Regions from separate parts of the Homo sapiens genome. Here region 1 is linked to region 2. Evidence: chromatin loops called from intact Hi-C (ENCODE). Cell type or tissue: Caco-2. All regions are shown on one strand. Links, peaks and the distances in the headings refer to the core of each region. The heading gives the core; the rest is flanking DNA.

Region 1 (8,903 bases), core at 3,818-6,317, 480 kb before region 2:
AATATTCTACAATGTGATAAGAACAATAAGTTTGCTTTTTAAGTAATTGACAAAGTATAAGGTGTTTGCCCTCATTTCATAACTCCACTGAAATAAACACATGGACATTTGACATCTGCACTAAACAGAGATTGTGTAGAAGTCAGATAATCCAAAATGAGAAATAATCCAAAAATGCTAATATCTGGTTCTTAATACATTTTAGTAGTAATATTTATGATGGTTTTGTTTCATTATACTGGAATAATAAATTCACCCTATGAAAGTCTAGTTGCAAAAGAGGTTAAAAAAAAAAAAACTTCTTTACCTTCTGATCTCTCACCTACTCCCCATTCCAAGCTCACACATACACACAAAGTTTCATTTCTTGGGTGGGGCAAAGCATCAGCCTAAGCAGAAGTACCTTCTCACATTATGGTTCTCCCTTCTTGCTGAGATGAACAGAAAACTGTGTAGGCATCAAGTCTTTCTTCTAGGCTACAAGCTACATATACATGAGAATATATATGGAACAAAACTTATCAATAAAAGATTAAGCTAAACAGATGAGATAAATCAAAATTTGAAAGTAAATGTGTCATTAATTACTGACCTACAGACTGGCTTAAAAATACATTAACTTTTGTATTATAACACTTAACTGTAAAATAAATATAAAATGAACATAAAGACAAAATATCTAAGAATATATACACAGTCATGTGCCACATACATAATATAGATATATCAATTTCACATTGAAGCATTTAAAGCTACTGTTCCCTCTAACTTATTGATATACTATTATAGGAAGAAACACATTACGAGTTACCAAATGTGAAAACTAAGCATACAAAAACCCAACTGATTTCAGTTGTTTAATAATATACTGAAATCCTCAAATCCCATGATACCTGCTGTTAAGAAGTAGACCCACTCAGAGGCAGGCTGAAGAAGATATGGCTTTGTCAGAGTAGAGTCATGAATAAAAGCTTCCTATCTTACCTACTAAAATACCTGAATTCAAAGAGAGGTTAAAACTCTACTCCCAGCAAGGTGAATACCACTGCCACTTAACACCCATTCCATCCTCCTTCTAATGTGCTTTCCTGAACTGCCAAGGATGGAGAGGTAAAACTCTCTTGGCCAGGCATGGTGGTTCATGCCTGTAATCCCAGCACTTTGGGAGGCTGAGGCAGGCAGATCACTTGAGGCCAGGAGTTCAAGACCAGCCTAGCCAACATAGCAAAACCTCGTCTCTACTAAAATACAAAAGTTAGCTGGGTGTAGTGGCACACACCTGTAGTCCCAGCTACTCAGGAGGCTGAGGCACAGTTGTTTTAACTCGGGGTGGAGGTTCCAGAAGCCAATGTTCTAGATATTATTTGGAATCCACCAACCAAATGCAATTAGAAGGCAGAAGGTTCTAATGTTTCTGTTGGCAAGTACAGTCATGACAATGTTGAGTTCTTCTGTAGCAGTGTTCCAGTTATGACTTTGTGAGTTGTGTTTTTTACTGGTTTGTTTTTTGCCAGTGAGCATGTCAAACAGACACAGTGTGGCTCCAGAGTCCAAAGCTGTGACAGTAAAAGCTACTTAATCCCTGAATCTCAGTTAAGGTGGTATGTTGCCAGTGCTGGCTTCCAGATTTGCCGCCTTCCTGTGTCAGGAACAGCAGCACCCTAGGCAGCCAGTTAAACATGCTCTGTGAATCATCCCTGGGAGATCTCCCTACCTAATGCCCCATTTTTCTAACCCTCTCATTGATTTTAAAACACCAAATTCCCATTACTAAGTCCCTTTTTGCTTAAAATAGCTAAAGCTGTGATACAGTTTGGCTGTGTCCCCACCCAAATCTCATCTTGAATTGTAGTTCCCATAATGCCCATGTGTTGTGGGAGGGACCCGGTGGGAGGTAATTGAATTACGGGAGTGGTTACCCCATAGTGCTGTTCTCGTGATGTGAGTGATTTATCACAAGAGCTGATGGTTTCATAAGGGGCTTTTCCCCCTTTTGTCCATCATTTCTCCTTGCTGCCACCATGTGAAGAAGGACATGTTTGCTTCTCCTTCCACCATGATTGTAAGTTTCCTGAGGCCTCATCAGCCCTGCAGAACTGTGAGTCAATTAAGCCTCCTTCTTTTATAAATTACCCAGTCTTGGGTCTGTCTTGATTAGCAGCATATGAACAGACAAATACAAGATGTTTCTGTTTTCCGAAGCTGAATTCCAGTGTATCCAGGAAAACAAAAGAACAGGGGAAGGTCTAGGGACTAAGAAAATGAGCCAAGTGAATACAGACATCAGGATCAATAAGTATTTCTAAGATAGGTTGGGAGGAGAGGGAGATGGTGATGAGGAGAGCAGTGACTAAGAAGTTATCTAGAAGCACTGCTCTACTTTTCTCTGGCTCTATGCCAGAAACAGGATAGTAAAAGTCATTTACAACTTATTGTCTTTTGCTCTTTCACATTCCAAAAACACGCTAAATAAACAGAAATATGGATTGGTTGGAAGAAAGTGAAGGTCATCGGACATTCTAAAGTGCATAGCTCTGGTAGACATGAATGGGGGCCTTGGTGGAAAGGCATACCTAAGGTTAGCCTTTATGCTCCTGTATGACAAAGATGAAGCACTTACCTGGAAATTTTTATCCGGATTTTCCCTGCTTCCTTCTTTTTGTCCAGAGAAAAGAACGAACCCTTTCTAGAGTTCTCTTTGAAAAACACCACTATCTCAGTGGTTCAGACTGAAAATCTCTTCATCACCAATCTCTTCCTCACTCCCAACAGTAATGACTATTTCTGTTCATTCTCCCTCCATGATGTCTCTCCTGTTCACTGTATCTTCTCTCAACTGAGTCCTGTGATATCATCTTTGCTGGTCCCTTACCTCCAGACCCTCCCTCCTTCAATCCAAGCCACATATCCCTGCAACTGTTGTTATCAGTCACCCCCTCTGCAAACATCTCACTGACTACACACACAGTATATACAACCCAAGCTCCTGACCCTGGCAGTAAGGGTCTTTCACAGTCTGGGCACCATCTGCTTTGCCAACTCTGCTTCCTTCCCCCAACCTTCCACCCAAGCTACATTTGCAATGCAAAAAAAATGCCTTATGTGCTGGGATTACTCCAGGAGCAATAGGGGAAACAGGCAAAATCAACAGGCCATTATAGTAATGAGTGGCTATGGAAATGGAGAATGATGAGAGCAAGACCTTCAGATCTCAATTCCTCCACGAGACCTTTACAAATCCTCCTCTACCCAGCCCAGATTCATGTCTGACTCCCTGGTTTCCCTGTTGCATTTGATCTGCTCTTTCATTACACAATATACTGCATTCTATTCCGTATGCCTTTTTCACAGTAGAGCATAGGCTTGTTTGGGAGAAAAAGTGAGACTTACTCATTTTCTGTCTCCCAAAAATTTGAATGGAGTAGGTACTAAATAAATATTGTTGAATTTTGGCTGAGTAAGAAAAGTCTCACAGCCAAAGCCAGCCCCAGACTCTGCCCTGGGAAGCAGAATCATTGGTAAGGCAGGAGATGCTGGGTAGTTCTCAAAGTGTATTCCCTATCGAGCATCATTAGTATCATATAACAACTTGTTAGGAATGTAAGTTATTGAGCCCCAACACAGACCTAATGAGTCAGAAACTCAGGAGCTGAGGCCTAGCTATCTGTGTTATAGCCAGCCCTGAAGGTGATTCTGTGCACTCTGAAGATGGAAAACCACTAAGGTACTCAATCTTTCCTAAAACAGCCTAATCATAAGAATATCCTGGGATGAAATCAAATCTACACCTTCCCAGACCCCTTCTCTGAAGATTCTAATTCAGTAGGTTTGCGATAGATCCTGGGAATTGATACACTTATGAAACAACCCAGATGACTCTTATCCTCAAGGAAGACTAAAAATCACTGATATAGTGGAAAGAGTGAGCCTTTGGAATGAGGTTAAAAAACAGAATTTGGGCCCCTCACTGTGCTATGTTTCCTCTTCAGTCTGTTTCCTCATTTACAAATGGCAACAGTGATTGAGTTTTTCAGAGTCAAATGTCTTAGAAATCATGTATGTGAAGAGGCTTGTACACAGAATATGCTAAGAAAGTGATTGATATTACAACCATTATTGTTTATGATCATTGAGGGAGTTGAATGAAGGAAACAAGCCCACCTCTCTCAGAGTGAAAGTTGAACCTCCTTTTGGGTCAATATTGGTCTCCCATGAGGCCAGAGAGAGAAATATATTTGTGATTGTATGATGCTGTTAAAGAAGTTTGGAAAACATTTGTTCTAAGCTGTGAGTACTCTGAAAAAATCTCTGCACACATCTTCTATGAGTTACATAAAGGTGACTGTGAGCTACATCTTGTGAAGCATGGAGAAGGGATCTCCCTCCAACAATCTTCCCCTACCTTGGTATGACCCCAACAGAGAGGTTCTCCATCACAGCTTCACTATCTCTTCCTTAACAAATTTATCTTGCTCTTTGGTATACAAAAGCCTGAGAGAGGCTTCACAGGATGTTGCTCACAGTCACTCTTAGGTAACCCATAGAAGATGTATACAGGGAAATTTGAAGAGTGCTCACATACAAAAGTTTCATCAAAGTCAATCTCACATGCAATGGTTCTATTCTAGATACCATTTTTTAAAGTGCTCATAGCAAATCGCTAAACTGATTTCACAACCCACTCACTGGGTCGCAATCCACAATTTGAAAAACATTAACTTACAGAGAATGTTGTTTAAAAAGCAGATGCCAAGGTCTGGAAAAAGCTTTAGGTTTTCATCTTCTTGAAAATATTAATCTACAAATAGCTTTCTTTAGTCCTTTATAATTTTTTTCTTTGAAATCTGCAGCAGAGGCATATGAATATTATGTATGTTTTAAAAAGATCAGAAAATACAGTCTTGATAAAATCAGTCTATAGAAGAGTAAGTGTATAACTATATAATTTTTTTTTTTTTTTTTTTTTTTACAAAACATGATTGGGAAGGGGAAAATTGTATTTGTAATCATCGTAACTTCATTGCTACATGCAAACAGTGACATCTGGTGGAATGATACTGCTTTACTTTTTTAAAAATCCAGCTTTCACATATTGGCAGTTATGGTAACAGACAAATTTTCAAATAATTCCTTTTTGGGTATTTCCAAGTAAAAACAGAAATACACAAGGGTAAACTCTTAACAGACATTGATAGTGCATACTGAAATGATTTTTTGTCATACCAAACTGTCATACTGATGGGGCTATTTGTTCAAAGTGGATATAACAGAAATTTAAAATGAGGTTACTATTAATTCCAGTTCTATCTCTGCCACCCACTGTGATACAGAGTGCAAAGCTTTGCCTCAGTCTCCTCATACATAATATGAGAGGCTTAGGCTAGGGAACTACTAAGATCTCTTACAACTCTGTTCAATGTACTTCTGTGACATGTATCACCAACTCACACAGTGATTCTTACGTTCTTAGGTCACTGCTTGGATTATGCAGCAAGAACAAGGCCATGTAAGGGGTAGGGGTGGGGCCAGGATTAGACCTGATCATTGAGAAATGGCAGATGGTAGGGGAAGGTCAGTCGCAGATACCTACACTGGTAGGAAATAAAAAGCATATGAGACAGAACAGAGTATTACAAATGAAGTGTAACAGACCACAGGTCCTGGGTGTACTGTAATTAGAAAGGTCTAGCATGAGATGATGGCACATTTGGGTGGGGGGCAACCAGTGATAGGAAGTATAAAACCAGGCAATATTCAGAGACTGCAAAGCTTTCAGTAATTAACAACAGAGAAGTCTCCCACAATGACCAAGGCCACATCCTTGGCCTAGAATCAAAACAGGATTTTCAGTTCCTAGGAGGGAACAAGCAATAGTAAGATAAAAATCCTCATCCTGAATAAGCAGAAGCCCTGCTTCCAAAATTGGTTCACAATTGGTCAAATACAAACCACCAAGGGCAAGTAAAATATGCTTCACACAGATTATCCAACTAAGCCTCTTCACATTCTTCCTAGATTAGGTCAAATTGGTCCTAAAAACAGAATGAGAGCGAGTATACAGAATTAAGCATAAAGAGAAAAAATAAAATGGCCTTTCACAAATACACAAAGCAGTAGAATATAATAAAAGCCACATTTAAAATTATAAAGACCTGGGCTTGAATCCCAGCCGTTACTAGCTACATAAACATGGATTAGTCAATCATTACGCTGTATTTTTTATTTGGGAAATAAAATGATTTTATCTACTACATAGAGTTGTTATTAATACAAAATTATATAATAAATGTAGTGTACTTCAATGCATTTTTCTGTTAGATAATTTTCCATTTTCTTAACAATATTACTACCTTATTTGAAGGATTTGGATAAAATCTTTCAAATAAAAGCACTCCTTATACATTTGATTTGTAAGCTATCATTAGTAGAGACAGTAAGTCAAAATAATTACTCATATATGTGTCTCTACATTTGTATTTATATATATAGATATATATCCTCAAAGAAATATGTTATCAAAATAACATCTATAATGTCATTTTCATAAAATGTATGTATACATAATATATGTGTATGCACAGAAGAAAAGCTTATAGTAATCTACCATATAGAAAACCCGATAGGAAAAGGTCACCCTTATTACAATATTTTTAACGATCACAGAGAGAAACTATAGAGGCAAATTTTTCAGATCTTGTCCCATCCCACCCCCAATGCCTTTCAGGATTCTGAGTGACTCAACTGCTAACATAAACCTGCATCTCTGGTTCTCCTACTTAAGATCTAAAAGTACTATTCTAATACCTCCAAGATAAACAGTCAAAAATGTTTGGTAAATCTATCCAATATTAACTTTGGGTAGCCAGAAATAACTTGTCTTCATTCAAAGTTGAGTACACAGAAAAACCCAAAATGATTTCTGTGAAGACAGTCTCCAAACTACAAAAATGAAATATAGCATTCAAAAAGTGACAGGAAGAACATCCTTTTGAGAAAGATTTATTATAGGAAACAAAAATATTTTAGAAAGATTCTGCTTTGTGTTCTTGAGGTAATAAAATTCAGATAAACAAAAGCGATTGTCTTAAGAGACTGATAGAATTTAGAAAAAAATCTGTAAATGCCATAGCAGTCTCACAATGAAAATTAGAAGGACTTTTTAAAATTTATACCACAGAAAATGAAACCACTGAAGTACAGAGGTTTAAGAGATAAATCTAAGCAAAACAATGATAAATATAGAGGAAAGATAGTGAAAATCCAACATACAGCTAATTGATATTCCTGAAGAAATGCACAAAATAAGTAGAATAGAAACATTACTCAACATAAAACAAAAAAGTCTTATACTGAAATATAGTGTACTATATTTGCATATAAGAAGAGCTTTCCATGTACCCCCAAAAATTAATTAGAAAGCAATCCACTCTCAAACATACGCTAGGGAAATTGTTCATTTTAAAGCAAAACATAAAATTCTGTAAGCATCAAGATGAGTAGGAGAAAAATATTACATGCAAATAAATGAAAAACAGGTTGGTTTCAGATTTCTGTATCACAAGATTAGATATCAGATAATGATACAAACAAAAAACACATAGGCAAATGCTGACAGACAAAACAGATTATAGGAAATAGCAAAGAAGCAAAAAAGGAAAAAGAGAATATAAAATGACAAAAATAATACCAAGTACATCTGATAGGACAATAAATGAATATGGGGTGACCCAACCTATTAGAAAAAAACCTATCAGAAAAAAAATTCTGATAAGCTCAAAAAATATTTAAGTCTATGCAATCTACAAGGGACACAACTAAGACAGACTAAAATGAAAATGGAAATATATGCCATATAAATAAAGCAAAAAATAAAACAAAGTGGTTTTCACTTTTATGGGTTAAGTGTACAATGAAAACAAAAGGATCACAATTAACAGTTTCTTGAATTTTCTCCCACACACGCAGAAAAAATTGTTTTATATAATACACATGTTGTTTCTGAATTTAGTTCTAACCCTTTCAGAATACAAAATTCTACCTCATTCTTTATTATGGTTGCAATGCATCTCATTATTGAATGCATAATTAAAATTCTTCCATGATAGACACTTAGGTTGTTTCCAGTTTTTAGTTATTATAAAAAGTGATATGATGAACATCCTTGTGCATTTCTCTTACCAATTGATAGTCATCAGCATATAAATGGCATTTAAAGCCATGGTCCTGGATAAGATCACCTTGGTAAGCCTGGGCACTCCAATGTTGAGAAGTCAAGAGATGAGGAGACACCAGGAGGAGGGACTGAGAAGCCATCCCCAGGGAAGCAGGAAGATAGCCAAGAAAGGAGTGGTCCCTAAGGCCAGGGATAAAGGTGACTTCTGGAAAAGTAAGTGATCAACTGTGTCAAACACAACTGAGAAGACAAGGACTGTGATATCTTAAAGCAAACCTGATCATGTCATTCTTCCTCAGAAAACCTATCAATGCTTTCCCAATTCACTGTGACTAAGAATCCCTCCCCCAAGCACTCACACGTGCCCTCACACATACATACGGGGTAACCATAAAATCCTGCCTCAGCTCTAGCTTCAAATGTATCACTGCTCTTCCTGTTCTCTAATACTGGACTTACTTCCAGTTATCAGATGGATTCCAATTGCCCACAGCATGAACTCAAACTTCAAACTGTATACAAATTTCCTGCATTTCTAACAAGTTCCCAGGTGATGGTGATGCCGCTAGTCTGCGGACTATACTTTGAGTACCAAAGATCTAAAACATTCTTTCCCCTCCTCCTTCCTATCTTCTATCCATCTTTCAGGTTTCAATTTAGGTATCAATCCTCAAACCTCCCCAAATAATCAGGGACTCCTCTTACATGTTTCCACATAGCACTCTGCACA
Region 2 (8,903 bases), core at 3,450-5,949:
CAGTATGGAACAAGAGAGAACAATAGCTCAGAAGCAGCATAAAAATATTAAGACACTAAGGGCATCATGAAAAAAAGTTTGGGAACATAGGCTTTAAGAATTCAGCTGGCTGGGCACAATGGCTCACGCCTGTAATCCCAGCACTTTGGGAGGCCAAGGCAGGCGGATCACAAGGTCAGGAGATCAAGACCATCCTGGCTAACACGGTGAAACCCTGTCTCTATGAAAAATACAAAAAAAAAAAAAAAAAAAAAATTAGCCGTACGTGGTGGTGGGCGCCTGCAGTCCCAGCTACTCGGGAGGCTGAGGCAGGAGAATGGCCTGAACCCATGAGGCGGAGTTTGCATGGAGTCGAGATCGTGCCGCTACACTCCAGCCTGGGTGACAGAGTGAGACTCCGTTTCAAAAAAAAAAAAGAATTCAGCTAAGTGGACCACATTAGACCTCTATCAGTACTGCAGGGACCAATAAATGAGTAGTAACTAGAATGGAAGCCTACTATATTTTAGGCTTTGCTAACACTTTAACAAAAGCAACTGTCAGGAATTAAATTAAAGGTTTGGGTCCAGGTGTGGTGCCTCATGCCTGTAATACCAGCACTCTGGGAGGCTAAGACAGGAGAATTACTTGAGGCCAGGAGTTAAAGAGCTGCCTGGGTAACATAGCCAGACCTCATCTCTACAAAAAATTTAAAAATTAAAAATTAAGGCAAAGCATGGTGGCTCATGCCTGTAATACCAGCACGTTGAGATGCCAAGGTGGGTGGATCACTTGAGCCTAGGAGTTCGAGGCCAGCCAGGGCAATACAGCAAGATCCCACCTGAAAAAAAAAAAAAGAAAAGAAAAGAAAAGAAAAAAAGAAGGGACCAGACAATATTGAAGATGAAGCTCACTGCAGCAGATTGTTCACCTCTATTTTCAAGAAAAAAAAAAATTGTCGTGACCATGCCCTAACTGAACAGGACCAATGATTAACAGCAGAAACAATAACTAACACCACAGACGTCTCAATGGAATCAGCTTACACAATTCTGATTGAAGAATAAACCTGAGCAAACTTTCTACCCGATGGGTGCCAAAACCATTGTACCCAGATCAGCTGCAGACAACAGCAGAGCTTTCAATGGAAATTTTAAATAAGTAGGATCAAGATCCTGAAGCATTTCTTTGAAGACTGTAACAGAGATAAACATGGTTTTATACCAGTATGATCCTGAAGACCAAGTCCAACCAAAGCAATGGCTACCAAAAAGTGAAAGTGGTCCAGTCAAAGCAAAAGTGGACTGGTCAAGAGCAAAGGCCATGGCAACAGTTTTTTAAGATGTTCGAGGCATTTTGATTGTTGACTTTCTAGAAGGCCAAAGAATGATAACATCTGCTTATTATGAAAGTGTTTTGAGAAAGTTAGCTAAAGCTTTAGCAGAAAAATGCCTAGAAAAGCTTCACCAGAGAGGCCTCCTCCCCCACAGCAATGCTCCTGCTCATTCCTCTCATCAAACAAGGGCAATTTTGTGAGAGTTCTGATGGGAAATCATTAAGTATTCACCTTATAGTCCTGATTTGGCTCCTTCTGACTTCTTTGTGTTTCCTAATCTTAAAAAATCTGTAAAAGGCATTCATTTTTCGTCAGCTAATGATGTAAAAATGACCGCACTGACATGGTTAAATTCCTAGGACCCTCAGTTCTTTAGGGATGGACTAAATGGCTGGTATCATTACCAACAAAAGTGTCCTGAACTTGATGACACTTATGTTGAGAAATAAAGTTTATATTTTTTATCTTTTAATTCCATTTTTCCATAAACTTTTTGAAGCCTCCACATATAGAATAAACTTTTTGAAAAAGTTAAAGGTTTCTGAAAAAATATGAAAGTTAAATACAGCCAACTGACTTCTTCTTGGGGCCAATTTATATTTAAATTGCACTCAGGCCACAAGTACCTGATGTTAACCTAACCTTTGTAGTGTCTGTATTACAAACACTGGCCCCAACAATCAAAGAATGACTGGAAATTTTAGGGAGTATTGAATTACTGAATCAAGCCCAAATGGTGTTTTCAGTAGCATTTCATCACAATAAAATACACGTGTTACCCCAAATAGTGACACTAGAGGGTGCTCTCTTCCAAAAGACTGGTCAAGACTGGCATCAATTTAAAAAGATGAAGCCATACATGCATGGAGTGGATGCCTCACTAAGCTGATGAAACAGTATACACCTCAGCTACACTGGAGAAGACTTATATACTCACTTAGGATGACTACTGAATAGTTTAATCACTGTATAATCTGGGAATTTTAGAGTGGCCAGATTTTAATCTTTCTGCCTTGGCAGCATGATATAGCAATGGGATTGCAGGTTCATTAAAAGAAGTAAATGAAAATCAAATTTGCTTGATCTCCAGAATTAGAAAATATGTTGGCAGGCTGATTTAAAGGCCCCAACTGACATGATACTTATGAAAAATTGAGGAAAAAAAGTGAATTTGGTCTTAGAAAAGTGACACATGCAAGTAAATGCCTCCATCAATACTATAAAAAGGTACAAGTATTGCTGAAAGAGAAGAACAAATAATAGTCAAAATGGTAAGAGGATATTAAAAGGTACAAGTATGTGTTGACAGAAGAGGAAAAAGAATAGTCAGAAGGGTAAGATGACATTAGAAGACTTGTGAAGAGATATAGTTGCAATTTCCATTTTCCCATTGGATGGCTCAAGTCCTGGTGATCATTGGAATACTAGTATGTTTCTCCTTTTATATAAAATATTGAGAAAAAATGTGAGACAAATTATAAAAAGATGACTGAACATGTGTAGCAAGATACTAATAAGGGACAGAGAGTACACTGTGAAGAAAACAGTTAAGCTGATCTATACCTTAACCAAAACTCCTTATAAACCCTGATGTATAAAATTTATTAGCTGAGTGATAATTCTTCAATTAGTAACTTCTTTTATAACTTCTATTTTCTAGGTATTACTTGTATTCACAGTGTGTCTTTATAACATTGTATACTATAAAACAGTATACATTAGGTACACTGCAGAAGTCAAGCATGATTTATATGCCAAACAATAATAAAATATTTTTTATTTTTTATTTTAATTTTTTTTAGAGACAGTGTTTGGCTCTGTCATCCAGGCTGGAGTGCAGTGGTGTGGTCATAGCTCACTGCAGCCTCAAATTCCTGGGCTCAAGTGATCCTCCCACCTCAGCCTCCTGAGTAGCTTAGACTACAGGCACATACCACCATATCCGGCTACTTTTGTAAAATTTTTTGTAGAGATACGATCTCCCTATGTTGCCCAGGCTGTTCTTTAACTCCTGGCCTCAAACGAGGCTCCCACCTCAGCCTCCTAAAGTGCTAGGATAACAGGTGCGAGCCACTACTCCCGGCCTGTAGGGCTTTTATTCAGTTTTCTCACACCTCTTTGATAGTAATTTTTTTTTAGTGATTAACCTTTACTGATTGTTCCAAAACATTCATCTTAGTTTTCCTAGAGAGAATGCTTTTTATAATGAAATTTCCATTAGCTTACTTTAATATAATTATATAATTATGATCACAGATACAATTAGCATAAACAGGTTTGAGAACAAACACACCTGATACTACTTTTTAAGTAGAGAAATCAACTGGTAAATGCAGAAGTATCTACAAGACATTCATCTATTAGCCTTAGTATCAAGCACACCATAGAAATCAGTCAGTATGTTAATATCAGTGGGAATGCAGAACTTCCATTATTTTGGCAAATCATTGAGTGCAAGCCATTTAAAATAATTTCAACTGTATATTGAAAATATTAGCTGGGCACAGTGGCTCATGCCTGTAATCCCAGCACTTTGGAAGGCCAAAGCAGGAGTCCTGCTTGAGGCCAGGAGTTTGAGACCAGCCTGGGAAACACAGGGAGAATCCATCTCTATGAAAAATAAAAACATTAGCTGGGCATGGTGGTGAGTGCCTGTAGTCCTAATTACTCCAGAGGCTAAGGTGGGAGGATCGCTTGAAACCAGGAGTTTGAGGCTGCAGTGATCACACCACTGCACTCCAGCCTGGGCGATACAGCAAGACCTTGTCTCAAAAATAATAATAATAATACTAATAAAATCTTTTACATTTTCTTGGTCATTAGAGTACTGACTCAAAGTGTAAGGACAGACCAATAAAAACTCACTAACTCCACCAATCAACTGTACACATTCTCCACAGATAACCGGAAAATAACATATAGATAGATAGATAGAGATATATGGAATAAAATTATATTTTGCCTCTAGTTACATAATGAATAGGTAAAATATTGAATTGTACTACATATTGGTTTACTTAAGTTTAATATTATTATCTCATCGGCTGCATTCCCTTGTTTGCCATGCAGTAGCACAATATCATTAGTATACAGCGCCACCTACTGGAGAAATAGACTCACTTTGCAAAGCTTATATATCAGTCCTTTTTATTAATTTTGCAGTAAACCTAACAAAACTGACTTTTAGAAAACCCAGCTTTTCATCTATAACATGTAATTACCCACATTTTTCCTAACCAAGATTCTGACCAAAATTTCTCATTTGATAAGTAATATTTATGAATACTTGGGATTTCTTCAACATCTTATAAAATTTTCCCATAGGAAAAAGAAAAGTGGCAGCTGATTTCTCCAAGGAAAAACTTAGTATTCACGCTGTCCCTTTAAGGAAGATGATAAAATATACAAAGCTACTCCACAAGATAGAGATATGGAGCAACACCCTGCAAGCATCACTGTAAAACTCTCTTCAAAGTTCCACTGGTCACAATAACAAACAGCTAGAGACATATACAAAAGCAGAAGCAGCGTTTCTCAACACTTTGTTGACCTTTTCCTATTAATAAATAACATAGCAAAACTTTTTTTATTTCTTAAAAATTCGGTGAAAATTTTTAGTCCTGTTAGAGCAGGTTTAAGATTATCAAAATTCACCTCTTAATAATGATTTTTAAATGCATATTTATGTATCTTGACAAGTCACAATTGTACATATTTATGCACAACATGTTGTTTTGAAATATACATTGTGGAATGGGTGCATCAAGCTAATTAACATATGCATTATCTCACATGTCTTTTTTGTGGTGAAAACACAAAATCTACTCTCTTAGCAATTTTTAAGAATATAATACATTGTTATTAACTGTAGTCACCATGTTTTACAATAGCTCTCTTGAACTTATTCCTCCTGTCAAACCGAAATTTTGTCTCCTTTGACCAACATCTCCCCAATCACTCCCATCCCCAACCTTTAGCCCCTGATAACCATCATCTTCCTATTTCTAAATCCAACTTTTTTAGATTCTACATATAAATGAGACCATGCAGTCTTTTTGTAACATATATAGTTTTAATGTAAAAATATTTTAATCCTTAATGTAACTAAACTTTGAGTCAAACCCCATTTTTGAATCATGACAAAAAGTATGTAAATTTAATTTAATAAAAGCCCCTAAAATCAATCACCAGCATAAAGAGGTATATAATCAGTAGTGACCGTAACAGATTTTTCCTCCTAATAGTTTTATTTCTACATCGCTGCATAAACTCAATATGGAATTTAAGTATATATCTCTTCATGTTGTTGACTTAATTTAATAATGTTAATTGGTCTGCTACTCTGTAATGTTAATTCATATAACCAATGGGCTTTTTGGGTTTTGTTTTGTTTTTTGGTTAGTTTAGTCTTAGTGGCAAAAATGAATAATGGGCTTGGCTGGGTGCAGTGGCTCACACCTGTAATCCCAGCACTCTAGGAGGCCAAAGGCAGATAGATCACTTGAATCCAGGAGTTTGAGACCAGCATAAGCAATATGGCAAAATCTCGTCTCTACAAAAAATACTAGCTGGGTGTGGTAGCACACGCATGTAGTCCCAGCTACTTGGGGGCTGCAGTAAGAGATCACTTGAGCCAGGGAGGAGGTTACAGTGAGCTGAGATCACACCACTGCAGTCTAGCCTGGGCAACAGAGTGAGACCCCGTCTCAAACACATACACACACAAATTAATCTTTTAATAATATTTATAAATTTAACAATGCACTCATTCATGTCTCTAGTGCCTGTTTTGCACAATACCTAGAAAAGTATATATATGTTTAAATAAGCTATATACAGTAAAGATGTTTGATGAAATTGTTGACTTATTTTAGAAACTTTACCATTTTCAATCTATTAACTTTTCTTTATTGGTCAGGATACTTATTTTACCAAATCAAATCTATTCATTTATTTAGAGACAGGGTCTCACTATGCTGACAAGGCTGGTCTCAAACTCCTGGCCTCAAGCAATTCTCCCGCCTTGTCCTCCCAAAGTGCTGGGATTACAAGTATGAGCCACTGTGCCTGGCCACAAATTGTTTTCAGTATTTCTTCTTTTGGGTGCCTTGCAACACTAATTACACACGAAAAATGTGAAGCAAAGTATTTTTGATAAGTTGATTTTTTAATTATTGTTTCAGACCTTTAACCCAACCTGAAGAGAGAAGATAAAGATAGTATCAGTGGTTGAAAGAAAGATAATTTGCTTCCTAAAGAAAGAACTACATTTCATAGGTAACCCAATACAAAGTTTTCTGCTATTCTCTGGGTCATGGTGCCATCATGTCACTACCATCATCCCTAGACCCTAGCAATAAACTGTTTGTTCTATTTACGAGGACAAGAAACTAAACGGTTTTTTAGGTAAGGTAAGGTTGGAGTTTTTGTCCTAAAAATGTTTTAATCAGAAGTCAGGAAGGTGTCCAGTTCCCCTTAAGACAATGAACTGCAAAAGGCTGTCAGTTCTCTTCCCCAAAATCCACCTGGAACTACTAAAAAAAAAAAAAAAAAAAAAGAAAAGAAAGAAATCATTGACCTGAGGAACCAACCAAAAACTTCAAGAAATCTGTGTCAACTGTCTTGAAATAGGGTTGGGGGCCACCTCAGGTGAAAGGTAGACACTGGTGATGCTGAAAGAATAGGTGAGAGAAAAATGTGTAATGTGTATGGTTCTTAAGTCCCTGATGTTGCCTTAGGTCAATCATTGTCTGTCCCACCAATACAGAAATCCACAGCAATAGCCCAAGCAGCAAGTGCCAAATGGTACTGTCAAGGCAGGGTAAAAATCTTGCTGGAGTAATGAAAAGAGATGAGATCTAACCATCATTTCCTCTTCTACTCTATCCCTTTCCAAATCCCCATCCTAGTTGGATTATAACCATAGCAGTTCCTATTAAATGTGCAGGAAAATCATATTTCCTAGCCTTATTTATATTTTGGTCACTTGAATTGTAGACAAAGTAGTGTGGGCAGATGTGATACAAGCGAATTTCAGGACTTACCATTAAAGGCATTCTATGAGCTCCTTTAGCCTTCTCTTCTCCCACAACAACCTTGAGAACCTTGCGATGGTGGCATCACAAGATAGAAGGAGCTTTAATCTCTAAGCCAAACTCTGTATGAGTGAAACACCAAAAATTATTTGGGTGTTATAAGTGCAAGATAGTCTCTCCTATCCTGGTACACAACTTAAAGAGATTGCCAGCCTACTTCCCTCAATGCTGACTAAAGGAGTTCCTTGTTGCAATAACAACAAATGTCAACAGTGATTCTGTGGTGCCTGAGACTCAATAACCTCCAGCTCACCCCACTTCCACTTGTGAAAATACACACACACATACACACACACAAACACACACACCACACACTTCATGTTTTAGACCTTGGATGTGTCTCTGTTCTGCTGCACCACCATTTCCAAACCCCAGATATGAGGAGAGATAGTATACAATGACTCTGTATAGGTTAAATAATTAACTACACTTAAAAAAATTCAAATTATTGAATACATGAATAGACTATACAGTGTTAATTGATCACCTCTTTGGGGGAAATGCACCATTTCATTTGAACAGCAAGCAGTCTCTAAGAAGCAGGAAAAGGCAAGAAATAGATTCTCCCTAAGAGATGCTAAAAATCCCCAGCCCTACTGCCATTTTCATTTTAGCCCAGTGAAAATTATTTCACATTACTGACCTCCAGAACCGTAAGATAATAAATTTGTGTTGTTTTAAGCCACCCAATTAGTGATTTTTTACAGCTGTTACAGCAGCAGTAGGAAACTAATACATATGCCTTATGAGTTCCCTAGCTCTCACAGCACCTCATATATTCAGAGACATTTTCAGCTTCTTACAAAACAAATTCAAAAGAGGCAGCATCACAGTCAAGAATTAACTGGACACTGAATTCTTAATAATCAGGAAGCTGCCAAAAATCTTATCTCCAAACTCCCAAGGAGTATTTCTCACACTACCCAGAAAGGAGTCCTAAGCCAGCATGTTAGCTGAAAGGTAAAACACTTTCCCTTTTTTTTTGAAATAGGATCTCACTCCACTGCCCAGGCTGGTGTGCAGTAGTGCAACCATGGCTCACTGCAGTCTTGAACTCCCAGGCTCAAGCAATCCTCCCATCTCAGCCTCCTGAGTTACTGGGACTAAAGGCATGCATGCACCACCACACCCAGTGATATGGTTTTGCTGTGTCCCCACCCAAAAGTCATCTTGAATTGTAGCTCCGATAATTCCCTCATGTTGTGGGAGGGACCCAGTGGGAGAAAATCGAATCGTGGGGGTGGTTTCCCCCATACTGTTCTCGTGGTAGTGAATAAGTCTCATGAGATCTGATGGTTCTATAAGGGGGAACCCCTATTGCTTGGCTCTCACTGTCTTCTCTTGTCTGCTGCCTTGTGAGACGTGCCTTTCATCTTCTACCATGATTGTGAGGCCTCTCCATCCACGTAGAACTGTGAGTCCACCACATGGAACTGTGAATCCATTAAACCTCTTTCTTTTGTAAATTGCCCAGTCTTGGGTGTGCCTTTATC

The links. Hi-C counts contacts between places; a loop is a spot of excess contacts. Peaks named below come from ENCODE experiments on the same cell type or tissue, not always from the same donor. Only the 100,000 strongest peaks of a DNase experiment are listed, where the experiment ranks them.
Region 1: a loop joins it to region 2, with 4 times the contacts of the local background. A loop is called at or near these places in 12 of 110 quality-filtered maps.

The regions. Positions count from the first base shown.
Region 1 is chr14:37,705,758-37,714,660 of GRCh38, reverse strand. TTC6 (tetratricopeptide repeat domain 6) reads right to left here. Exons shown (of 33, transcript NM_001310135.5): 8 at 1-6. Among named protein-coding and RNA genes, the nearest start is that of TTC6, 110 kb to the right of the region's middle. In Caco-2, for the core only: a CTCF peak has its summit at 5,076 (motif pointing left); no DNase peak of the experiment used is centred there.
Region 2 is chr14:37,226,295-37,235,197 of GRCh38, reverse strand. All of the region lies in intron 1 of MIPOL1 (mirror-image polydactyly 1), which reads right to left. Among named protein-coding and RNA genes, the nearest start is that of MIPOL1, 33 kb to the right of the region's middle. In Caco-2, for the core only: a CTCF peak has its summit at 4,427 (motif pointing left); no DNase peak of the experiment used is centred there.